Regions from separate parts of the Homo sapiens genome. Here region 1 is linked to region 2. A link is an interaction called in ENCODE POLR2A ChIA-PET data of the cell type or tissue named here. Cell type or tissue: OCI-LY7. All regions are shown on one strand. Links, peaks and the distances in the headings refer to the core of each region. The heading gives the core; the rest is flanking DNA.

Region 1 (8,347 bases), core at 209-8,208, 300 kb before region 2:
AAGAACAGTCTGACCAATATGAAGAAACCCCGTCTCTACTAAAAATACAAAAATTAGCCGGGAGTGTTGGCGCATGCCTGTAATCCCAGCTACTTGGGAGGCTGAGGCAGGAGAATCACTTGAACCTGGGAGGCGGAGGTTGTGGTGAGCCGAGATCGCGCCATTGCACCCCAGCCTGGGCAACAAGAGTGAAACTCCGTCTCAAAAAAAAAAAAAAAAAAAAAAAAAAAAACTAGTAAAAAATAAAAAGCCTGAACATTCTAGAAAAGGGGACACAAAGGTGGAAGTGTGTAGCAAAGGCCAACACTGAGCTTCAGAGGAGGAAAGTTTCCCTCTGCGGAGCCAGACCAAAGAAGGAAAGGAAGGGCGCAGATAAAGGTATGTTTACAGTCAAGTAAGGAAAAGCAAAACTCAAAAAAATGATTTACATTGTTTTAATCCTTTGCTCAATCACCAAGAATTTAGTCATTATCACAAATGAGGCTATATTGTAATAAACATTTATTTAAGCCCTGCAATAAAAAAAAAACCTGACTGGTGGGTACAAGAAAACCCAAACAAAGCATTACCCGGCATGAAGACAACAGTGGTGCCAAGAACTACAGGACAGAGCATCTCTAGCTAGATTATCAGGGCTACTTTGACAGGAGATATTTAACTAATTTGTAAAAAGTGATTAAGAAAACATTTTAGATGTAGCGAATGGCACTAATTAATATTCAGTAAATAATATAGCTTATTATGCCCAAAGTTGACACTCAGCGATTCCTTGGCCCCAGGGTGAGTTGAAGGGAAGTGAATGTGAGTGGGCTAAGGAAGAACAGATGATGGAACTATCAACTTGAGGGAGAGGTGTGCAGGATGGGCACAGGGCTGGGGAGAATAGAGAGAATGCCTCTCAGAGCCCCTCACTTCATCACCAATAACCATCATCTCTGATGACACACAGGGGTGTTCCAATTCCATCCATGCAGCACCCTCATTCTCCACCCTTTATTCTCTTTGTCCAGCCTGCATTCTCTTTGTTGTCAGTAATTTTATACTCAAAACATAAACATTTTAATTTCCCATAGAAAATTTCCAAAAATTCTATGTACTGGATCTTAATTAATTCTAGAATATAGGTATCAAACAGAAAACATTCTCTCACCAAAATGTGATATAGCTAGAAATGTCAAAAAAAAAAGAAAAATGAAATACCGCTACCAATTAGAAATGTTTAAATTCACTATAAATAACACTTAGCTCAAAGAAGAATTCAAATCCAAAGCCGTGGCATACTTTTAAGAGATAATGAAAAACAACAGATTTCAGAACTTAAGAGACACAGTTAAAGCACTGTTCAGAAGAAAATCTATAGCTTTAATTATTTTTATTATTAACCCAAGAACAATGAAAATAAATTAAATATTTAACTCAAACAATTACAAAAGACATCAAAATAAAATTTAAAAGAGATGAAAGTAAACTACATTTTAGTCAGAAATAAATGAATTATGAAACAAGGAAAATGAAAAGTGAAACTAATTATTAAATTCAAGAGCTGGTTCTTATAAAATATAAAACACATAAACTACTAAAGTACTCTAATAAAGAAAAAAGAAAGAACATAAATACCAAAATTTAGAATAATAAGGTAAAAATAAGATACAGACAAAATTTTTGAATGTTGAATTTATTGTTCAACCCTATGCAAATAAATTTAAAAACTTGAATGAAATGGAAGATTTTCTGAAGAAAAGTTTACATTACCTAAACTCCAACAAGATTTTTTAATGTAAAACACACCAATTGACATCTTTTTTTAAATGGTTGACAAATTTTCCAAGATATATGCCCTCCCATGATGGTATCTGACCCAAAGAATTTACAGAAAAATTTTAACAAGTCATTAAGGAACAGGCATTTCCAATACTATTTAAACTGTTCTACACTACAAAGAAAAAAGAAAAAGTTCCTAAGTATTTTTGTAAAGCTATTACCAATGAAAATATAATACACAAAAGCCAAGACAACCTTATGGGTCAATCTCACTTGTAAGTATCAAGGGAAAGTTCTTAATAAAATTTTAACAAATAGAATTGAGAGTATATACTAAGAATAATAAAAAGCTACCAGGCATGGTGGTGGGTACCTGTGGTCCCAGCTACACGGGAGGCTGAGAGAAGAGAATTACTTGAGTCCAGGTGTTTGAGACTCTCCTGGGCAACATAGCAAGACCTTGTCCCTTAGTAGTAGTAATAATAATAATAATAATAGTAATAATATTAAGAAGAAATACTCCTTGATGACAAATGAGATTCATTTTAAGAATGCAAGAATGGTTCGACATTAATACTAAACATAATATCTATGAAGCAAAGGAGGCAACATATCATAAGATTATGTCCTAGTTTCTAAAGGAACATTTTATAATATTCAACATAATATTGTGCAACAATTACCCCTGACGTTTTGAAACTCCCAATAAATTATAAGTAGATGACTGTTTCTGAAATTTATGTATCTTGAGTCAAATTGCAGCATCATGATTAATTGTTAAATACTAGTAGCATCTTATTTTATTAGAGTCAGGAATAAGATAAAATTTTACCATTATCCATAATATTGACTAATATTATTTCTGAAAATGCTAACTACAGAATACAGAAATAAAAGTTGTAAAAATTAAAAAGAAAAAGGCAAAATTTTATTGTTTGCCAATATTATAATTGAATAGCATGAACTAACAAACTGTTAGAAGAACTAAAAAGACCCAGTTGGCTTATTACAAAATTACCAATAAAATCAATGTATTTCCTGTATAAGACAACAATCATCAGAAAAATAAGTTTTAAAACCTCATTTACAATAGGAGCATTTTAAAAAAGAATAAAATACCTAAAACTTAATAAACCAGGCCAGGCACACTGGCTCACACCTGTAATCCCAACACTTTGGGAGGCTGAGGTGGGAGGATTGCTTGAGCCCAGGAGTTCAAGACCAGCCTGGGCAACATTGTGGAGCCCTGTCTCTACAAAAAACAAAATTAAAAAATTTAGCCAGACATGGTGGTAGGTGCCTGGAGTCCTAGCTACTCAGGAGGCTGACATGCAAGGATGGTCTGAGCCCAGGAGGTTGAGGCTACAGTGACCAGTGATGGTGTCACTGCACTCTGGCCTGGATGACAAGAGTGAGAACCTGTTTCAAATAAAACAAAACAAAAACCCACACATACACAGAAGAAAAAAATAAATCTAATAAGGCTCATTGAAGAGTTCTATAAAAAAATATTAAAACTCTACTGAGATACATAAAGACATCAAAAAGTAAAGATAAATACTGAGCACTCATACAGAACCACTAAATGTTTTAAATGGCTCAATTATTCCAAATTTTATTGATATATTTAATATTCCAAGCACAATGCAAGAGTTTATTTAAGTTGGCAAGCTCATTCTAAACTTTATATTAGAAAACAAAAGGCAAGAATACTCAGGAAATTTACAATAAAGAGTAATAAGGAGAAACCAGACCTGCCATGTAGTAAATAGTCATCAAAACCTTTCAGTAGCAGAGGTCAAATAAACAGATCAAGGTACAGAGTAGAGAATTTAAAAATATATCCACATAAATATATGAATCCATTATGCTAAAGGTGGCACTTTAAGTCTTGGAGGAAAAAATAGGTTGTTCAATAAATGCTGTTACAATAAATGACATGGGTGGGAAAAAGTCATGTGTGATCCCCATCCCACTCTATCAAAATCTTACCTATTTTGATAGAATTTATTTTAATTCTAGATGCTTCAAAAATTTATTTGTTGAAGAAAAGTAAAAATGAAATCATGGAGAGGTTTACTTCTATGAAGACAGAATAAACATACTTTTCTTTCTTCCTCCACTAAGTAGAACAAAAATACCTGGGCATTAGCACAATTTGCAAGTGCAAAAATGTGGAACCAGCTCAAATGCCCATCAATCAATGAGTGGATAAAGAAACTGTGGTAGATAGAGAGATGATAGATAGATAGATAGATGATAGATAGATAGATAGATAGATAGATAGATAGATAGATAGATAGATAGATGATAGATAGATAAATAGATAGATGATAGATAGATAGATGATAGATGATAGATAGAGATATAGAGATGGAATACTACTCAGCCATAAGAAGGAATGAATTAATGGCATTCACAGCAACCTGAATGGTATTGGAGACTATTATTCTAAGCAAAGTAACTCAGGAATGGAAAACCAAACATCATATGTTCTCACTTATAAGTGGGAGCTAAGCTATGAGGATGCGAAGGCATAAGAATGATACAATGGACTTTGGGGACTCAGGGGAAAAGAGTGGGAAGCGGGTGAGGGATAAAAGACTGCAAATCAGGTTCAGGGTATACTGCTCTGGTGATGGGTGTACCAAAATCTCACAAATCACCACTAAAGAACTTACTTATATCAACAAATACCAGCTGTTTACCCAAAAAATAAAACCATGGAAATGAAAAAATTTTTAGAAATAAAATACATGGGCATTATCCATCAAACAAACATAGAAAATGTTGAAATGTGGAGAAGGCAAATGGGCCAGAGACCTTGGGATGTGAGGTACCTCCTTAGAGGGGAGTTCCCTGAATTTCTATTTTGCCTCATAGATCCCAGCCTTGAGCTGAGGAAAGCAAAGCTGACACCTGAAAATCCCATGAATTCAAACCCAAAAAGCCCCAACAGAAGCCCAATCCCTCCAGCCAAAGACCAAGATGGGGCAGCCCATCAAGACAGGAACTTTCAGACAGGAAGCACTCTACGCCAGCCACACACCATAGGATAAAGGTCTGTGGCCCCACTCCCACCCACCGCAACAATGACCACATGGGACACTGACTTCCGCCTTCTCCAGGCTGCAGCGAGGCACCCACCGACCTCAGGTTCAGTCAGGCATCTGGGAAGACTGGCCTTCCACACACAGCTGGCAATAGCAAGCTGCCACTCCCCATCCCTACCAGGGTGATGTGCGAGGAGGCCCAGTGGAGGGTCTGGGCTTTCAGCACTACCAGTGGTAATGAAGCCACCTCCCCACTCTGTGGTATCAGTGGAGGTTATGTGAGCATGAGTTACTTCTACCCCTCCCAGCCAAAGAGGTATCAGTGGAGAGCTGCTGGGGAACTAGAATCCAACCATCATCCAGCAGTGACAAAGAGCCCCAGCAGCAATGTGACAGCCACGATGCAACTAGCTGAGAGAGCAATTTACAAACATATTTACAACAAATGAAAAATAGTCTAAACAAATATAAAATATGTAAAGAAGAAGAACCAAACGGGAATCTTAGAACAAAAATATATAATACTGTAGCTGAAATAAAAATCTCAGTGGATGGGCTCCATGGCAGAATAAAGGGGACAGAGGAAAGAGATAATGAACTGAGAGATAAAGCAATTTGCTATTTGCTACAATGAGTAAATCTGAAAAGGAGAAAATCTAATCTATTTTCCAAATAGATCTAAATTTATATTATCTGAGTCCTTGAAAAAAAATAACTCAAAGTTATTCAAAGTTATAGTGGCTGAAACCTTTCCAGTTTGGCAAAAGACATAAATATATAGATTCAAGAAGCTGAGGGAACCACAAATAGGAGAAACCCAAAGAAATCCACACCAAGATAAATCATTTTAATTCTGAAAATTAAAGACAAAGGGAGAGGCAGAGCAGAGGTCAGGCTGCACCATCTGCGGTCCAGCTGCGTTTTTCTGCTATTGATCTTTTGTTCTCCTTCATCCTTGGGCTCATAGAAAGATGGAATCCACATTTCTGGGTCTCCCAAATGCATCAATCTTAAGAGAAATAAATAGAACTTCTCTCTCAATGGTTTTAGAATTGAGAACACTTATTTCCCAAAATCTACAAAGAAACCTTCTGTTGTATTTTATTGGGCCAAATTTGGTTCTATGCCTGTTTCTAAAGCAATCCCTGGGCTAAGAGAGTGCCTTATACTGATTGGCTTAGCCTGGGTTTTCTAAAGCAATCTTTATGGCAAAGGAGAGGAACTATTTGATTAAATCAAAAATTAGGTCCCATCCTGGTGTGTGGTGAAATAAATCCCTCCCAGTGTACCACAAATTATAGAGTTCTCTAGCAATTAATATGGATCAAGCACTGTCCATGTGATAGGAGATGAGGGCTAAATTAATAACGGGCATCTTGAATTTACCTTCTTTTTCAGGCAACATGTATACATCCATTGGATTTTCTGTAATTAAAGTCCCCAGCCTCCAAATTATAATATTTCTGAACTGAGAATTGCAAGCAAGGCTGGAAGGGTGGCAGTGGGCTCATTGGTAATAAAGCCAGTGTTCCTCCTTTGGCTTATCTCAAGAATATAACATTTTTCCTATCAAGCAGACTTTGCTATGCAGACCACCTACAAGTTTATAAATCAAGTCTCCCAAATATCTGAAGACAACCTATACAAAAGGAAGCGTCCATCAGCTTGATGTGCTACTAAGCATGAGGAGGCATGGCCACAAGGCCTTTGTCTGACATGTACTTGCCTTTCTCACACTGTTAGTTTCTCACTACACAGTAAATAAGATCCTCTACATTAAAAACTATGTGTCACTCCTCACCTCCCTTCCTTCTATATACAAAAAAAAAGAAGCTGAAACTTAAAGTATGACTTATCTAATGATATATAATTGGTAAATTTTTGATTCATAACCAGTTAGTTGAACTCTGCATTCGGGACTGTCTTCATCATACATCTAAGATTTTTTTATTAGCTGGTGACATCATTCACCAAGACAATTTAAGTTCAATTTTTATAGAAATTGTTATAAACAGGTCATAAAAAAACATTAAAATACCACTCCTCTATTTTAATTCTTTCTTAAAAACAAATAATTAAAAATAGATGTGCCTGCTGCAGGATGCCATGGTCACTTGCAGATGTGTGGCAGAAAAATCATTTCTGATTCTTATTTAACCTGGTGGTTCATGAATTAACCATCAGAGGGCCCCCAAAAATGAACTTCCAAATCAATGTAATTAACATGCTCAGCTAATTTATGTATAGGAAGGTTTATGACTTCTTCCTTCAAATTTTTAGAGTATAAGGAAATCCTTGGGAATTGTTTTCTCTAAAATTAATGTGACATGTGACTTGGAGGAATTTGGACAGCTTCAAGGTCTTCTAAGAATAATAAATATTTCTGCCACAAGGAAACTCTTTGAATTCATCAGTTAATGTCATGATCTCAGCAGCCTGGCCCCAAATAGGGGAACCACTCTAGTAATTCTTCTGCTATCAAGTCACTGTGTTATTTGAATATCTTTTTATTAATGCACTTAATATTTTAAGCAGCAAATTGTAGACACTGTCTACCAAAGTGACACATTAGGGACATGGGATCCCTGAGTTGCTTTTGCTGTTTGCTAGTGCCCCAGCTGGGAGACTCTTTGCTGAGTTGCCCATCTAAGCAAAGAGTCTCCTGGCTGGGGCACTAGCAAAGGGCAAAAGAAAACTTTCAGAACATTTTGCTTATGAGCCAGTATTTCAACTCATGCCAGCAAAGATCACGTAATAAAAATATGTAGGTATTAGTTAAATGCAATTCAAAATTACTTTATGAATTTTACACACTGTGCAGCTAAATAACACCACTGAGGGGTGTGTTATAAAAATGTAGCATATAGACACTAATAAAAATCTAAATTTCTTCTTTGGAAATAAAAATGCATCTAGATCTATCTTAACAAACCCTGAGGACTGCAACCTTGTGGTGAGCTGCAGAACTCTTTGTCAAAATATTTAACCTGGATTCAGGGTGACAAACTATCTGTATTTCCCACAGCCACTCCTAATGGCTCTAGAAGGAAATATGGCTTCCATAGCAGCCACGCTGCTGTAATTGGTAAGTAGGAAGGCTCATAAATTCAGTAATTATGACCTGTTATGGAAAAATGCAGCTGGGTTCTGACTGGTTTGAGTGTCCCTGGGGGGTTCATCAGTCAACAATCATTTATGGAGCATTTACTATGCTCAGGCAACGTTCTCAGCACTGGGGATATAGAAGTAAAGAAGGTAGTGAGTGTACCTATCCTTACAAAATTCACATTCTCATAGGTGCGGGGAAATGGGCAGCTAGTATACATGGAAACTAATAGATCTGATCATTTCACCAGACACTAACAAGAGCTATACTTAAAGTAAGATAATTTTATATAGACAGAGAGTGGTCAAGGAGATCCTCTCTGAGAAGTGACATCTGAGGTGAACCCATTTGCTAAGGTGGGGTTAATGGATGGGGTTAATGGGGTTAATTTGTTAATGGAGAAAGGGCTGATTAACATCCCAAGGCA
Region 2 (8,347 bases), core at 130-8,129:
TCTACCAAGCATAGTTCCAGGCACTTATTTCCTACTTGGTTTATCCTGTTGTAATTTCTTTAATTATTACACAGATACTGAATTTAAACACATAACTGAAACTGTTTATGATATTCAGAGACCATAAGTGTTTCATTTTATTGTCGCAAAATTTCTTGTTGGGTATCAAATAGGTATAAGCAGAAGTTAGCTCTCTGATGACTCTAAAATGAATCTGAAGTTTACAAAAACCAACACAGTGCTTACAAATTATTTTGATGCTTCCTTTTTTAGCTGAACAATATAAAAGGGAGCTGGGAAAGATGAGTTCCCTTCATGGTAGAACATAGAAGCTACATGGACTGGGAAGATTCATTCCAATTCTTCATTCTACCAGATCTGAATCGACTCTGCTCTCTAGTGGGCACCCCCATCCTTTAACTTCGGGGTATGGAAAGATCAAGACAGAAGAAAATAAAAGAAGAAGAAAATAAGGGGCAAGGGAGCAGAAAAGAAAGAGCGGTGTGCTCTATAGGAACTGGCATTTCCTTAGGAGTGGAAAAAGAAAATTCAAACCCAACTATGCCCCTCCATCCCCTAACCTTTCCCTATCGAAGCAAGCTGCCTCCTCTGAACCACTGTACTGAGATTTCTAACAATGCTGTGCCAGCTTTCCCCTGCCTTGTTCCTCTAACAGCTCTCCTCCCATCCTTGAATAATAAGAATCAGCTGACAAACTCTGGGTCTTAGAGATGTATATGCTTCACTTGTGTTTAGCATTGGGCGTGAAGATCCAAGGGGGTAGCAATCACAGAGCATGGTAAGAAACACGTATTTATTCCTAAAGGCTTTCAGGTTGACTGTAGGGTGCATTTACATTGGATGATTTGATTTCTGGAGTGTGTGTGTGTGCGTGTGAGCATGTGTGTGTTGTGTAAGGATTGTATTACCACTAAAACTCTCTGGAATATAGTAAGACCAATTTAGATTTAACACTTCAGTTAGTTGGTTGATTTTATTTTTTCTCCATAAAAATAAATAATTATTTTATTTTTTCTCCATAAAAATAAATGATTATTTTATTTTATAATTTCTGTTTAGGTACCATCACTGAGTGTTATTAAAAAGGGAAAAAAATGCAAGCTAAAAAGAAAAAAAAGGGAGAAAAAGGTAATTACCAACAAATTGTTAAGAATACATCTGTTTTTTTAACATTGCTTATTAGCATTTATTCCATAAGTATTTAGTGTTCACTGAGATTATAGCAATAGTCTCTGGCTTCTCAGCAGACCACATTGTCACCTCCCTCAAAAAATTATATATATATGTATAATATATAGTACTTGTATCTATTATATATTATACTTATATATAATTTTTATATATAGGTATGTATATCTATATGCCTATTAGATATATACACACCTATATATGTGTGTGTGTATGTGTATATATATATATATATATATATATATATAAAGCATATATATATCAGATGGAAACACATCGGTTCCTACCCTTAAACGTGTCTACATCTGTATCCAGATCAGATTTTTCAGATTTCTCCCTTCTCTTTCATCACAATGATGATTCCTCCCCCACCTATAAATTATTCTCTACCTGTGGTCTAAGTCCCACAGTAGCCTCTCTGAAAATATCCCTTATTTATTTATTTCTGTCTTTCCTCTCTACTACTTTTACCCCAGAAGCAGATAAATACTGTCAATGTCTCCTGCCTTGAAAATAATTAACTTCACTCTCCTCATCTACCCACTAGCTATTGGCTATTCTCCTCCCACCTAAGAACTGGGCTCCTTCTGAGAGTTGTCAGTCCGGCCTGTCTCCTCTTGGTCAACTTCTGTTGACTTCTCAAGTCTGGCTTCTGCCTTCATCACGCCACTGACACTCCTCTCATATGTCAAATGCAGGATTTGACAATGTTCACCACTCATTTCCTTTAAAAAAAAAAAAAAATCCTTTTCCTGTGGCTTCTGGATCAGGTTCCCAAGCTATTCTAGGTTGATTTCCCTGTGTTGACATACTTCTTTTTTTTTTTTTTTTTGAGACAGAGTCTTACCCTGTCGCCCAGGCTGGAGTGCAATGGCGCCATCTCGGCTCACTGCAACCTCCACCTCCTGGGTTCAAGTGATTCTCCTGCCTCAGCCTCCCGAGTAGCTGGGATTACAGGCGCATACCACGATGCCCAGCTAATTTTGTGTATCTTTAGTAGAGACGAGGTTTCATCATGGTGGTCTCGAACTCCTGAACTTGTGATCCGCCCGCCTCGGCCTCCCAAAGTGCTGGGATTACAGGAGTGAGCACCACGCTAGGCCAACATACTTCTAAGTCTCCTAGTGAACTCATCTTTTTCTAGCTGGCTGAATGGTCATCAATTATCAGGGTCACTCTCTCAGCCTCTTACTTTTCCCCTTTTCCTGGTTCTCCTGACAACCTCATCCATTCTTGCCTCTTACAACCATCTCTATGCTAATGAATACACCTCCCATTTTCTCCCTTCATTTTCAACTCATAGAATTTCCAAAATTAAAGAAACACAATGGAAAGAGGAATAAAAAATGTATTCCTCATACCATAGGTCTGGCACCAACTTTGAAGTTGTTTTATTTCCCCAAAACTCTGTAGCATTTATGCATCTAAAAGTTGCATCACAGGCTTTGGTTGTGAAGATCTTGAAAAAAGCAGAATTCTTTGCACAGTATATGTTTTTAAACTGGAGATTAAATTGTCAACAAACTGCTTATTATATGTTTAATAATATGACAAGAGGGGTTAGATGATGTTAACTTTGAATTGAATTATTAAATGTTAAATCTGGGTAATGAGTGCATAGGAACACATTATCTAGCATATGTTTAAATTTTCCATAATAAAAAGTTTCTTTTTAATTTCTACCCTCATAGTGCTTACGTGCTACTTTACAAAATACAGAATTCTCAATTCAAAGGAATTGAACCAAAAATCAACCTAATCCCATCACCCTTCAATGGGACTAGAGAAACTAAGTGACTTTTTCATGTTTCCTAGTTTCTTACACAAAAGTATTGATGAAAATGACAGCATATAGACTCATCTATTAAATATGAAATTTAACCAGAGCTGACTGTGTATTGAGCACTTTCCAAGGGTCAAGAGAATTGAGATGAATCATTTGTGCAAAATTTATACTACAGCCTTTGAACCAGTGAACAAGCTAGAATAATGTAGAACATTTAGGGCAGACATCTTTAAGGTTCACTATAAAAATCACAGAGAAAGGAATATACCACAAAAGCCTTCCACTCCTGACAACATGGAAAACATGGATCTCTGAATCAGCTTTGAGAAGGTGACAGCTTTGGGTTTTGTGCTTTAAGGAACACCTAGTTTAAAAATGAAGGTGCCTTGCATGTGCACTGAACACCTTCCCAAATGTTGTCATGTTGCCTGCTGGAATTTTTTTTTTTTTTTTTTTTTTTTTGAGACAGAGTCTCACTCTGTCACCCAGGCTGGAGTGTGATGGTGCAATCTCAGCTCATCACAACCTCCGCCTCTCAAGTTCAAGCAATTCTCCTGCCTCAGCCTCCTGAGTAGCTGGGATTACATGCGCGCACCACCACACCCAGCTAATTTTTGTATTTTTACTAGAGAAACATGGTTTCTCCATGTTGGTCAGGCTGGTCTCAAACTCCCGAACTCAGGTGATCTGCCTGCCTTGGCCTCCCAAAGTGCTGGGATTGCAGGTGTGAGCCACCGCACCTGGCCTCCTGCTTGAATATCTTAAACACTCCTATCAACATAGGTGCTTGTAGTGGGCTGAATGGTGGCACCCAAAAAGATGCGCATCCAGTATCATCTGTCTGGGCTCTAAGTGCAATCACATGTTCTGGGCTCTCAATGCAACCACCTGTATCGTTTTAGGAAAGGGTCTGAGTTTGGGGACAGACACACAGAGGAGAGATACACATAAGAGGAGTAGGTGACATGAAGATGGATCAAGGAGAGACACAGCCACAAGCCAAGGGACAGCTGCAGCCACCAGAAGCTGGAAAAGGAAAGGATCACATTCATCCCCAGAGCCTCTGGGGAGTAAAGCTCTGCTGATACCTTAATTTCAGACTTCTGGTCTCCAGAATTGTAAGGAAAGTAATTTCTGTTGTTTTAAGCTACCTCGTGTGTGCTGATGTGTTACGGCAGCCCTGGGAAACTAATGCAGTGCTACGTTTCCTTCCTTCTGTTAAAGCTACTCAGCTATGCAACATGCTACTGGCTGCTACCTTAGAGTTGAAGAGAATTTGTGTCTCTAATAACATGATGACAGACTTTAAGAGGATTCCTTCAAGAACTTATTTGCATGAAGTAAAGATTCAGTCTTAGAGTTTTCAATATTCATCACATAGGCTATGAGAAGGTCCCTTACTCTTCATTGCATGGGCCTCAGTGTGGGAGGGGGTGTGGAGTGAGTGCTTAACATCTGCAGATAGAGCGGAGTTCACTTAAACACTTACTGATCCGTATCATGAGCAAAGTGGTGTGCTGTCACTGCTACTGTAATGGGCACGGCTGAAGACTGGTCCTATGACTTTCCGCAGCTCAGAAGGATGCTTAATGGCATTTTGAAATAGGACTGCCTCTATAATTGGCAGGAACCTGTGAAAAATAAAAATGTAGGGCTTCTTGTTCAAAAATTATCCAGAATATCAAAACAGCAGAGAATTAAGTCAAGTAAGTACCAGGCTCTTCTGAGAATGGACCCTGTGCAACTGCACAGATCAAATGTCCGTGAAACCAACTGTGTTTAGACATATTCAGTTCAAGGAGAGTGTATTGTCAGGGAAAAACCTTCAGAGATGATTCTTCCAGCAAAGAAAAAAAAAAAAAGTGGGGAGTGGAACAAGCTTCCCCTATACCTCAGTGTGGCAGAGACCCAGGGACAGAAAACCCTGGCAGCTGGTGAAGACAGAACCTCTCAAAGCAGAATGAGAGGCAACGAGCCACAGTACATCTCCCAGATAATTAGAGACAGTGATTGGAAATAAACTGAAGCTCGGCCTGGTGATGGGTATCAGAGGAAAGCAAGAGCGCCTTAGCAACATAATTAACAAAGGCTCTAATCTAGTCTTGAGCAAGCATATTTATTAACAAGCTAAATATAGATAGATACTAGTACACAGTAATAACATCAAACATATTAATATGTATATGCTAACATATTGAAATTTATGTACATATACATGTATATCTATCTTTTAGCCATTTTCTCCTTATTGTCTTTATCCCATAGCATTTAAATACTGCCAAATATTATATATTACATGTATATACTACTATTTCATATATATTAGTATACAATACTATTTTATGTAATATATTTAATATTTTATAAAATTGTATATAAATTATCTTATACAATATATGATTGTGTATGTAGTACATGTGGCTTTTTTTTTGAGACAGAGTCTTGCTCTGTCATACAATATATGATTGTGTATGTTAATACATGTGGCTTTTTTTTTTTTTGAGACAGAGTCTCACTCTGTCATACAATATGTGATTGTGTATGTAATACATGTAGCTTTTTTTTTTTTTTTTTTGAGACAGGGTCTTGCTCTGTCACCCAGTCTGGAGTGCAAGGGCGCGATCTCAACTCACTGCAACCTCCACCTCCCAGGTTCAAGCAATTCTCCTGCCTCAACCTCCTGAGTAGCTGGGACTACAGGCACATGCTGCCATGCCTGGCTAATTTTTTGCATTTTAGTAGAGACAGAGTTTGTGTGCCCAGGCTGGTCGGGAACTCCTGAGCTCAGGCAATCTGCCTGCCTTGGCCTCCCAAAGTGCTGGGATTACAGGTGTGACCCACTGCGTCCGGCCAATACGTGTGTATTTTATACTATGGAGGGACCTCATGGGTGCACTGAAGGAAGCATTTAGACCAGTGAATTTTTTTTAACCTTTATCTTAGGTTTGGGGTACAAGTGAAGGTTTGTTAAACAGGTAAAAACGTGTCATGGGGGTTTGTGGTACATAGTATTTCATTACCTGGGTACTAAGCCCAGTACCCAATAGTTATCTTTTCTGCTCCTCTTCCTCCTCCCACCCTCCACCCACAGGTAGGCCCCAGTGTCTGTTGTTTCCTTCTCTGTTTCTTGGTTTCTCTTTTTTACAAGACACAGTTTTACTCTGTCACCCAGGCTAGAGTGCAGTGACACGATCTTGGCTCACTGCAACCACCTCCCAGGTTCAAGTGATTCTTGCACCTCAGTCTCCTGAATAGCTGGGATTACAGGCATGCACCACCAGCCTGGCTACTTGTTGTATTTTTAGTAGAGATGGGGTTTCACACCATGTCGGCCAAGCTGGTCTCAAACTCCTGACCTCAAGTGATTCACCCGTCTTGGCCTCCCAAAGTGCTGGGATTACAGGTGTGAACCACCATGCCAGGCCATTGTTTCCTTCTTTGTGTTCACAAGTTCTCATCATTTAGCTCCCACGTATAAGTGACAACATGCAGTAGTTGGTTTCCTGTTCTTATTTTAGTTTGCTAAGGATAATGGACTCCAGCTCCACCCATGTTCTCTCAAAAGACATGATCTCATTTTTTATGGCTGCATAGAATTCCATGGTGTATATATACCATATTTTCTTTATTTAATCTGTCATTGATGGGCATTTAGGTTATTTCCTGTCTTTGCTATTGTGAATAGTGCTGCAATGAACATTTGTGTGCATGTATCTTTATGGTAGAATTATTTTTATTTCTCTGGGTATATAAGCAGTAATAGGATTGCTGGGTCAAATGGTAGTTCTGCTTTCAGCTCTTTGAGGAATCACCATACTGCTTTCCACAATGGTTAAACTAATTTACACTCCCACCAACAGTGTACACATGTTCCTTTTTCTCCACAACCTTGCCAGCATCTGTTATTTTTTTACTTTTTCATAATAGCCATTCTGACTAGTGTGGGATAGTACCTCATTGTGGTTTTGATTTGCATTTCTTTGATGATCAGTGATATTGAACTTCTATTCATATTCTTGTTGGCTGCATGTAGGTCTTCTTTTGAGAAGTGTATGTTCATGTCCTTTGCCCACTTTTTCATGTGGTTGTTAGTTTTTCTCCTGTAAATTTGTTTAAGTTCCTTATAGATGCTGGATACTAGACCTTTGTCAGATGCATAGTTTGCAAGTATTTTCTCCCATTCTGTAGGTTGGCTATTTACTCTGTTTATAGCTTCCTTTTCTGTGCAGAAGTTCTTAAGTTTAATTAGATCTCACTTGTCAATTTTTGCTTTTAGTTGCAATGGCTTTTGGTGTCTTTGTCATGAAATCTTTGCCTGTTCTTATGCCCAGGATAGTATTGCCTAGGTTGTCTTCTAGGGTTTTGATAGTTTTGAGTTTTACATTTAAGTCTTTAATCCATCTTGAGTTGATTTTTGCATATGGTCTAAGGAAAAGGTCTAGCTTCAATCTTCTGCATATGGCTAGCCAGTTATCTCAGCACCTTTTATTTAACAGTGAGTCTTTTCCCCATTTCTTGTTTTTGTCAGCTTTGTCAAAGATCAGATGGTCATAGATGTGCAGCCTTATTTCTGGGCTCTCTATTCTGTTCCACTTGTCTATATGCCTGTTTTTATACCAGTACCGTGCTGTTTTGCTTACTGTAGCCTTTGTAGTATAGTTTGAAGCTGGGTAACATGATGCTTCCAGCTTTGTTCTTTTTTCTTATGACTGCCTTGGCTATTCAGGCTCCTTTTTGGTTCCATATAAATTTTAAAATAGTTTTTTCTAGTTCTGTGAAGAATGTCTTTGGTAGTTTGATACAGATAGCACTGAATCTGTAAATTGCTTTGGAGAGTATAGCCATTTTAATGATATTGATTCTTTTTATCCATGAGCATGGGATGTTTTTCCATTTGTTTGTGTCTTCTCTGATTTCTTTGAGCAGTGTTTTGTAATTCTCTTTATAATTTGTAATTGAACAATATTTTGCCAATTCTTTCACCTCCCTGGTTAGCTATACTCCTGTGTATTTTATTCTTTTTGTGGTAATTGTGAATGGGATTGTCTTTCTGATTTGGCTCGAGATTTGGCTGTTGTTGGTATATAGGAAAGCTCAGGATTTTTGTACATTGATTTTTGTATCCTGAGACTTTGCTGAACTTATTTATCAGCTGGAGGAGCTTTTGGGCCAGGACTATGAGGTTTTCTAGATATGGAATCATGTCATCTACAAACAGAGATATTTTGACATCCTCTCTTCCTTCTTGGATGCCCTTTATTTCTTTCTCTTTCCTGATTGCTCTGACTAGGACTTCCAAATTTACATTGAATAGGAGTGGTGAGAGAGGGCATCCTAGTCTTGTGCTGGTTT

What was found. ChIA-PET counts read pairs that join two places held together with the same protein. Peaks named below come from ENCODE experiments on the same cell type or tissue, not always from the same donor. Only the 100,000 strongest peaks of a DNase experiment are listed, where the experiment ranks them.
Region 1: POLR2A ChIA-PET joins it to region 2 with 5 read pairs; 2 of 35 experiments call an interaction of 5 or more read pairs at or near these places.

The regions. Positions count from the first base shown.
Region 1 is chr5:17,769,053-17,777,399 of GRCh38, reverse strand. The region is part of intron 2 of LOC105374666 (a long non-coding RNA gene); the gene reads right to left. Among named protein-coding and RNA genes, the nearest start is that of LINC02223, 34 kb to the left of the region's middle. In OCI-LY7, for the core only: no CTCF peak of the experiment used is centred there; no DNase peak of the experiment used is centred there.
Region 2 is chr5:17,473,894-17,482,240 of GRCh38, reverse strand. It overlaps LINC02218 (long intergenic non-protein coding RNA 2218), which reads right to left. Exons shown (of 3, transcript NR_134270.1): 2 at 4,485-4,626. Among named protein-coding and RNA genes, the nearest start is that of H3Y2, 14 kb to the left of the region's middle. In OCI-LY7, for the core only: no CTCF peak of the experiment used is centred there; a DNase peak (open chromatin) is centred at 4,450.